Regions from separate parts of the Mus musculus genome. Here region 1 is linked to region 2. Evidence: chromatin loops called from intact Hi-C (ENCODE). Cell type or tissue: heart. All regions are shown on one strand.

Region 1 (4,000 bases), 75 kb after region 2:
GTTGGGGTTTGAACATGTCCCTCACTCACCCTACTTTAGAAAAGTCTGCACTGGGTAGTAAGTGAAAGGAGGTGGAGGCGAGATGTGTGTGAGAATACATCTCAATAGAGGAAGAAATCAGAGCTGGATCGCACACCATCCAGAAGCCACAGACACCGTAGGGGAGGAGACAACACTCAACTTCCCATAGACCGTGAGCAAAGTCTCAAACCAACATTAACATCTGGGAACGATTACTTCTATTATCCGTTGACATGGAGGAGGAAACGCGCCAAGTGACTTTTGGTGGCAGGTTCAAATGGAGCTTTGGTACAAACAGTAACCTACTGTGTGGCCAGCTCTGCAGCCCAGAATGCCCCAGTACTCCTGGGTCACTTGAGTTGCTTATCACACTTCTCCCAGGCTTGTTCATCCCATCTCATTTACAGCCCTTTGCTCCAGTTATTTCACTTGAAGTCACTGGAATGCCCACTGCAACCATTGAAATATTTTAAGGACTCGAGTGTTGTAAAGACATCTTCATTGCAAAAGATTCCAAAAGAGATGTTAACATGAAGTTGAGTTTTCGGGGGAATAAAACAAAAATAACTGGAGATTCTTAGAAACTGATTCAAAGCTTACAATTACATAGATGAGATGAATCAGCATTGTTACAGTCTGGATTGGGGCTTAAATTTTTTTAACTGGGTTATTATTCTGTATTGCAGACAGACCAACCTGTAGATTACTTTTTCCCTGATGGAATAATCCCCCTGGTTGGTTAAGCTATAGCCCTATTGGATGGGCTTTATATCTAGACAAGCCCACTTATCCCAACATTTCCTTCAAAGATTAGCCTCTCAAAGGCTCTTTGGGGTGACTTTAACACCTTCCTGGCTCTTTCATTAGTTAATGAGTTGAATAAAAGCTTTGACAGCTGTTCAGTTTATATTTGAGAGGTCATAATGATACCTTCTTCTCAGTACCAATGGAGGGCAACTCACAGTTACCTGTGGCTGTGGCTCTTGCTTCAGAGCTCTTGCTCTCTTCTGGCTTCTGCAGACATATATGGTACTCATGCATGTGCACATATGCCAGTGCACACACACACACACACACTCACCACTCATGTAAAAATAAATGTAATAAAAACAAAACCTTAATAAATGTGGTTAGTCTTACTGTGGTGGTATAGTCTTTCTTCCCAACACTCTAGAGGGAGAAGAAGGAAGAACTCTGTGAGTTCAAGGTCAACCTGGCCTATACAGTGTGTCCCGGGCCAGCCAGAGCTAACCTAGTGAGACCATCTCAGAACAAAAATTTCCTTTTCATTTGTACTGCTTGATTCCCTTCTGCCAGGATAAACCCTGGAGCATGGGGCCTGTGGCTGTCCTGAGCACCACTGTAGTCTGTCACCTGGTCCTTATTTCTTTCCAGCCCTCCTGCCAGCACCCCATGACACCCCATTATCCTCTCGCCTTTGAATTGTCTCAAATATCTTCTGGCAGCTCCTCCTGCAGCTGTTCTGAGGTTCCTCTCATGTCAGCACTGGGCATAAAGTAATTCATAAAGCACATGATGAATCTGCTTTCTCTCCTGCGAGAATGTACTCGGATAAGTCGAATTCCTTAACCCAGGCTGCTGTCCTTCCTGATCCTACCTTGCCCGACTCTGGTCACTCCCACCCTTGATCATGACAGGACATCCTCATCTTAGAACCTTTCCATACATCCATCCCTTCACCTACAAAGTTCTGCCTTCACACTCACCTAGCTAGCTTTTGCTCTGCTGTCAGCTCAGCTTTAAAATCCCCTCCTCAGAGAAGAATTCGGTGCTGCCTGAAGACCCTGCATTACCTCAGAGATTTCATTTCTAGCATCTGTCTTTCCAGTGGACCATATACATCCTGAAATTAGGCTTGAATTTTATTGTGTACAGCCCTGTATTAAATGCTGAACCCAGAACATGATGCTATAACTTACCAGTTCAAACAAGCACATTTTTTCATGCTTTTATATCAGGGGGAATCTTTTAACCATTAGGATAACACAGTTAGCATTTTCTTTTTCAACTATAGGTGAGATAACTGTGTATATTATAATCAACCGTGTCTTACATTTGAAGAAATGTGTTGGGGGCCACACAAGTGGTTATTCACACCAGAAAGCCTGCAGCTACTTAGTGTTCATCAGTATGATGCCTGGTGTCAGAAAGGCTGTTTGCGCATAGCAAGCAATAGATCCAACCTCTAGTTGCTTCTCTGGGTGGTGGATAACAAAGTACTTCACTCCCCACCCCAACTCTGGTACTAGCTAGACATTGTGCATGTTGCAAGTTCACAAGGAGAGAAATGTATCTGGAACAATTTGTGCAAGCTCCTGCCTGCTGCTCTGGTGTCTGCTGATTCAACTTCTGTCAACACAATTCCATGCCCCAACCACTGCTGTCAGCACCTCCCCTGCCAGAGCTGATGTCATGTCAGCTGCCCCAGCTCAGATCAGCTGTCTGCATAACTGTCCTTACATTCCGAATAGCGGCTTCTCTGTATTAGTTACTTCTTGGTTGCTGTGATATAACTCCATTACCAAAAGCAACTTAGTTTGCTTTACAGTTCCAGAGGAAGGGTCCACGAGGGTGAGGGAGCTATGGCAGCAGATGATTGGCTAGAACAAGAAGCTGAGAGATCGCAGCTTCACCACAGAGGGAGTGAACTGGAAATGAGGCAAGGCTATAAACTCTCAAAGCTCATCTGCACTGATGAACCTCCTTCAGCAAGGCTGCATCTTCTAAAGGTTCCATAACCTCCTCAAATAAAACTGCCAACAGGAGACCAAATGTGTAAGTATGGAAGCCCAAAGGTGGGTATTTCTCATTCAAAGTACCCTGTACTCCCATCTAGTAGAACAGAGTGGCCCTCTGGTACTCAGGGGATGCCTTGCTCTGTCATTGTTCCAGAGCCCTCTGTTGGGATCCCAGCCATAGCCTTGGCAGAGAACAGGGATCTATAGAGTACTTGAGCATACACTGTATGCTCAACAGTCCTACCTTGACTTTTGGTACAAAGTCCCAAGGCCACCTGAATGGGAGGATTACTTTGACATTCAAGTGTCTCTCTGGACCAATTGTAGCAGAGAAGACATTACATGTGAGTCCCAAGCTTCTTGTTTTGTTTTTGTCGTAAACACTACCCTGCCTTATCTCCTTCATAGGAGTCAGTTTCTCATCTGTCGGAGGTTGCCATACCCTGAGCTCATCCTGAGAAAATTCTGTTCTTATCTGCCGGCACGTCTTGACCTCAGCAGAAACAGATATTAGGAGAGCAGGTTTGCTCACTGACTGTGTCCTTCATAAGTTGCACCATGATTGATGAGACTTCTATTTCTGGGAGCGCTCCTCCCACCATTACCATTCCTAGGGCTTTACAAAATACTTGAGTTGAATCACACTGACAGGATCTCTTAGTCACTTTCAGTTCTGCCAAGGAAACATGGGCACAGGCTCTCACTTCCTAAGTTAACTTTGATTCCCACCAGACCCCAGTTCCTTTTGGGTAACAAAATACCTAAAAACTAAGTTAAATATTTTCTTTTTTCTTATTTTTATTAAGAATATTTTTATAGAACCATTAAGTCTTACTTCAAAAGACTGTAGTCCACAAAATTGGACAATCTAAATGTAATGGATGGTTTTCTTGATAGATCCCACTTACCAAAGCTAAATAAAGATCAGGTAAACAAACTAAACAGATCTATAACCACTAACAAAATAAAATCAGCTATTAAAAGTCTCCCAACCCCCCCCCAATCCCAGGGCCAGATGGTTTTATCACAGATTTCTACCAGAATTGGTTCTTCAAAACTGATACCAATACTCCTCAAACTATTCCACAAAATAAAAACAGAAGGAACATTGCCAAACTCATTCTATAAGGTCACAGCCACCCTAATACTTAAACCACATGAAGAATCAACAAAGAAAGAGAATATCTCACCTACTTCCCATATGAACATTGATACAAAAA
Region 2 (4,000 bases):
ACATTGCTGGCTTTGCCAGCGCAGAAATCAGGCTTTGGGCACGCAGACAAATCTGCGCCTGAGTCTGTTATGATTAGACTGGGATGTCTAAGGCAGGGTCCACTAGTAGCCGAGTAGGGAGCTAGGGACCACTGTCTACCTCTCCCAACATCAATGTACAATAAATATAAGCGTCTTCACTTGCTTATCCCACAGTAGCCCTGTTCCAAGAGAGAAAAACAAGGGCCAGAGTCTCTCTCCTTGTTCCATTTTCTCCCATCCGTAGGGCTTTCAGGGTTTCATTTTCTTTTTTAGTTTTAAATTCCCAACGCCAGGTTCCCTTTGACTTCTTTATATCTTCAAGTTCACATGCCAGCTATTCCTTCTTGCTGATGGGCTGTGGGAGAGGATTCTGAAATGACCCCACCTCTTTTGACCCTAGGTCCAGGTTGGCAAGCTCGGGGGATCCTGAGCAGTCCCAGGTTAGCATGGCTGGAGCCTGAGTCAGGTGTATTCTCAGGCTGTGAGGAGGGGCTTGGCATGCCCCTCAGCAAGGACAGGAAAGCCCTGAGGGCTCCCCCAGAGGCTCCACTTACCTCAGCCCCCACAGAGCCAAGAGCTTTATTTAGCCTCTCCGAAATCCCACAGACAGGGACAGTACTCCTGAGCTAGTGTCCTTGCTGTGGAAGAGGACAAAAGCTTGTGAGCGGGCTTTGCCCCGGGAAGACAGCCACCTGCCTCGTGCTTGCCCACTGTTTCATCTCAAGGGCTCGCACTTTTTAAAATGTTTAAAAATAACATTTAGCATATCTAATCTCGTTATGTAAGCAGGATGTATTCAGTGTAGAATAATTGGGAAACCCGAAAAAGGATAAAGCAGTCAGTTTAATCTTTACCACTATCCCACACATCAGAAATATATAAGCCCTGATAAAATGTTAGCATAGCATTTCTCACCTGTTATTGAGTCATGGGTGTGTATATAGCTCTATAGAGCATAAGCAAAATATATTTCATCTAAAACTACAATAGGACTGCCATTTAAGAGGCATGGATCAAAGAATACAACTCGTAATATTGTCCAATGCAGTGCATTTCACATGAGAATCACTTCTGTGATGGGCAATGAAAGTATTTCCCGACCTATGGACTCTGCATGTCCTTTGCCTCCTCATCTCGTAAGATGTCACCAGTCTCCTGACCTCTATCATTCCAGTCTGCACTGGGCTGTGCTTGAGTGTTGTATGGAGTCCTAGAGCAAAACTTCTCTGTTGCCTAACGTGTGGCATTTACTACAGCCCTGACCCAGTAAAGGCACTCTGCCCTGCTGTCTTAATGTATGTTAAACTGAGTGAATGAATAGCTGCTTGAATAGAATGGGCTTTGCTTATTGTCTTATGTGGTGGCCTCTTAACAGGTCACTGTGTTTTCCAGTAACCGCCTGATCGGCCACATGGAGAAGAAAGAGAAGGCAGGTGGCTAATACAACAGCCAGTGCTGAGAATAGAGGATGACCTGGACTGTAGGGGCATCGGGGAGAGTTAGGAGGGAGCAGGCTGCTGTCTGCCTGGCACATGGGCAGGCAGGACTGGTGCCCCAGGAGTGGCAGGACAGGGGGTGTATTTTTAGAATCCCCATCACACAGAGTAGCCACTTGACACTGTGGTCATCTCACTGCTCTAGTGGTTCCTAGCTCCATGCTGAGCCTCCACCCTGGATCAAGCAGTCCTTAACCTCCTGCCGGCCTGCCAAGGAAGCACGTGAGAAGCACGCTTAGGAGCCAGAGGTGATGATCAGCACAGAGCAGGAGGACTGTGATGTTTCCAGAAAACACTTCGCAGAGTGCAAACGCTTCAGGTTATGTGAGATGGGAACTCTTGTACTGCATCCCAAAAAAGAGTTGTTATGTTATGGGACCAGAGTCTTGGCACCGATACGAGTATATGAGGCCGTCATTTAAGGTCACAAGGTTCGAAGGTGGAATGATGTGTTTGAGTACTGGGTCCCTGCCTGGTAGCTCCTTATTTGGGGGGGGGGGTTGGGGAACCTTTAGCATGTAGGGCCTAGCTGGAAGAAGAGATTCACTGGAGGGTGGGCCTTAAGAGTTATAACCTTGTTCTACCTCTGACCTCAACCCCGCTCTGCTTCCTGTACATATGGTCAAGTTACTGTCTCCTCCCCGTCCCTGCCTTCCCTACCATCATGGACCATATCCCCTAAAGCCATGAACCCAAATAAGTTCTTCCTCCCTTTCAGTGCTTCCTGTCAGGCCGTTGGTCATGGTGACAAGGGGAACGATAGATCCCTCCTACCCCTGACTACATTTATAACATATAGTCAGGGGTTACCCCTCCTTTTCTCAACGGTGTAATCATCACCATAGCCATTATCATCTCTTTCTGGCCCTTTTAATTACTTTCTCTTGTCTGCATTAAAAAAAAAAAAAAAGGCATGTTTTCACTATTGAGTCCTTGCTGGCCTGGAACTTACTATGGAGACCTGGCTGGCCTTGAACTCAGAGATCTGCCTGCTTATCCTTCCTAAGTGCTGGGATTGGAGGTGTTCACCATCATTCTTGCCTTCCATCTATTCTTGCTTCACTCCTCGTTTTCATTTCACTCTATAGCCAGAGGTGGGGTGCTCTCTGCAGCTGTGATCTTTTCGATGTGGCTGGACCCTGAAGGAAAAAAGAGCAATATTACTGGCTCGGGATGTAACTGCAGCAGTAGGAGAGGGTTTCTGGGCTATGTTGGTAGGATCAAGAGCTATAGAAAGGCAATATCCTGGGACCCTGTGATGGGCTGGGAACTTTGATAGAAATTTCTGGGGTCTGCTCTGACATGGCGCAGGTAGACCTAATACCAAATGGGATTTTATTACTTGCCAGACATTTCATCGCCTAGGGTAATTAACAGGCTTTGGGAGATGAAGGGGGTGAGAAGAAGGGTCTTATTCCGGAATGACTTTGGGGATCCAGCAAATTAGATCACAACGAGTCATTGAGGTCAAAGACTGTTGTGTTATACATTTTAAACCATAGACAAATTAGCCTTAAACAAGCCATTGGGACAGCCAGGGTTGACTCCGAGGTTTTCTGCAGAGCGTGACCTGGCACCGTTTGTCTGTGCTGAAGGCAGCAGCCCGGCAGTCAGCAGTTTTGGGGGCTTCCACTTGGAAGGTGCCCACCGCTCAGCTGACTGTGTGTCCTCTGTCGGGTGATGAGTGGTCAGATATACCCAGTGTGTGTGGGGTGGAGGGGGGTGGCTTCATGACAGGCACCTGTGCCCCATCTGCCACTTTGGAAGAAGGGCCAGATCACAGGGTTGGGAACACCTCCTGGTCGGAGAACACGAGCCGAGCAGCTGTCTCTGCCATGCTGGCTGCGAGAAGCTCTCTGACCAACAGGCTCGCTCTCAGGGAGCTGGAGGTTCCCTGCGGTCAACAGGTTATGTGAATGTCCTGCCTCCAAGCAGAGGGAAGTCAGGGAGCCTGCTCTTAGATATGAACCTCAGTGCCCAGATATGAACCCAGGAACCCAGCAGAGTCTTTTCTTCAGACTCTAGGATAGACAATATACCCAACAACCTCTGTGGCGAGTACTTAGAGCCTGGCACTAAGACTGTTACAACTGAGTAATTCTTAGACCCCAGAACAACTCAGACACGTTGTCCTTTGAAAAGGGAATACAAATGCAGTAAGGGATGACAGTGGTCCCCAGGTATAGGATGCTGTGACCTTTGCTCCTCAAAGCTTTATGTTTAACATTTTTATCAGCAATTTGAGGACAGACAATGGACTCAGGCTTTTCATAAGTGAACTGATAGGAAATCAGGAAGAGCTAGTCGGGATACCAGGAAGGGGAACCTTGGACTGTAGGACCTGACATCCCAAATGTCCCTTAGTGTCCCCTTGCTCTTCTCTAGAGGGAAAGGAAAGGCCAGGGATTCTGGGAAACACTCTGTAGTCTTGGGGCTTCCCGACCCTGAACTATTGCATCGTGGATTGGAACATTGTTGTGGGA

Evidence for each region. Hi-C counts contacts between places; a loop is a spot of excess contacts. Peaks named below come from ENCODE experiments on the same cell type or tissue, not always from the same donor. Only the 100,000 strongest peaks of a DNase experiment are listed, where the experiment ranks them.
Region 1: a loop joins it to region 2, with 2.6 times the contacts of the local background. A loop is called at or near these places in 6 of 42 quality-filtered maps.

What each region holds. Positions count from the first base shown.
Region 1 is chr4:47,668,225-47,672,224 of GRCm38, forward strand. No RefSeq gene overlaps it. Among named protein-coding and RNA genes, the nearest start is that of Gm32544, 31 kb to the left of the region's middle. In heart, no CTCF peak of the experiment used is centred here; a DNase peak (open chromatin) is centred at 2,397; H3K27me3 peaks cover 1,059 bases.
Region 2 is chr4:47,592,752-47,596,751 of GRCm38, forward strand. It overlaps Gm42284 (a long non-coding RNA gene), which reads right to left. Exons shown (of 3, transcript XR_881261.2): 3 at 2,375-2,656. Among named protein-coding and RNA genes, the nearest start is that of Gm32487, 8.2 kb to the right of the region's middle. In heart, no CTCF peak of the experiment used is centred here; DNase peaks (open chromatin) are centred at 590 and 1,670; H3K27ac peaks cover 382 bases.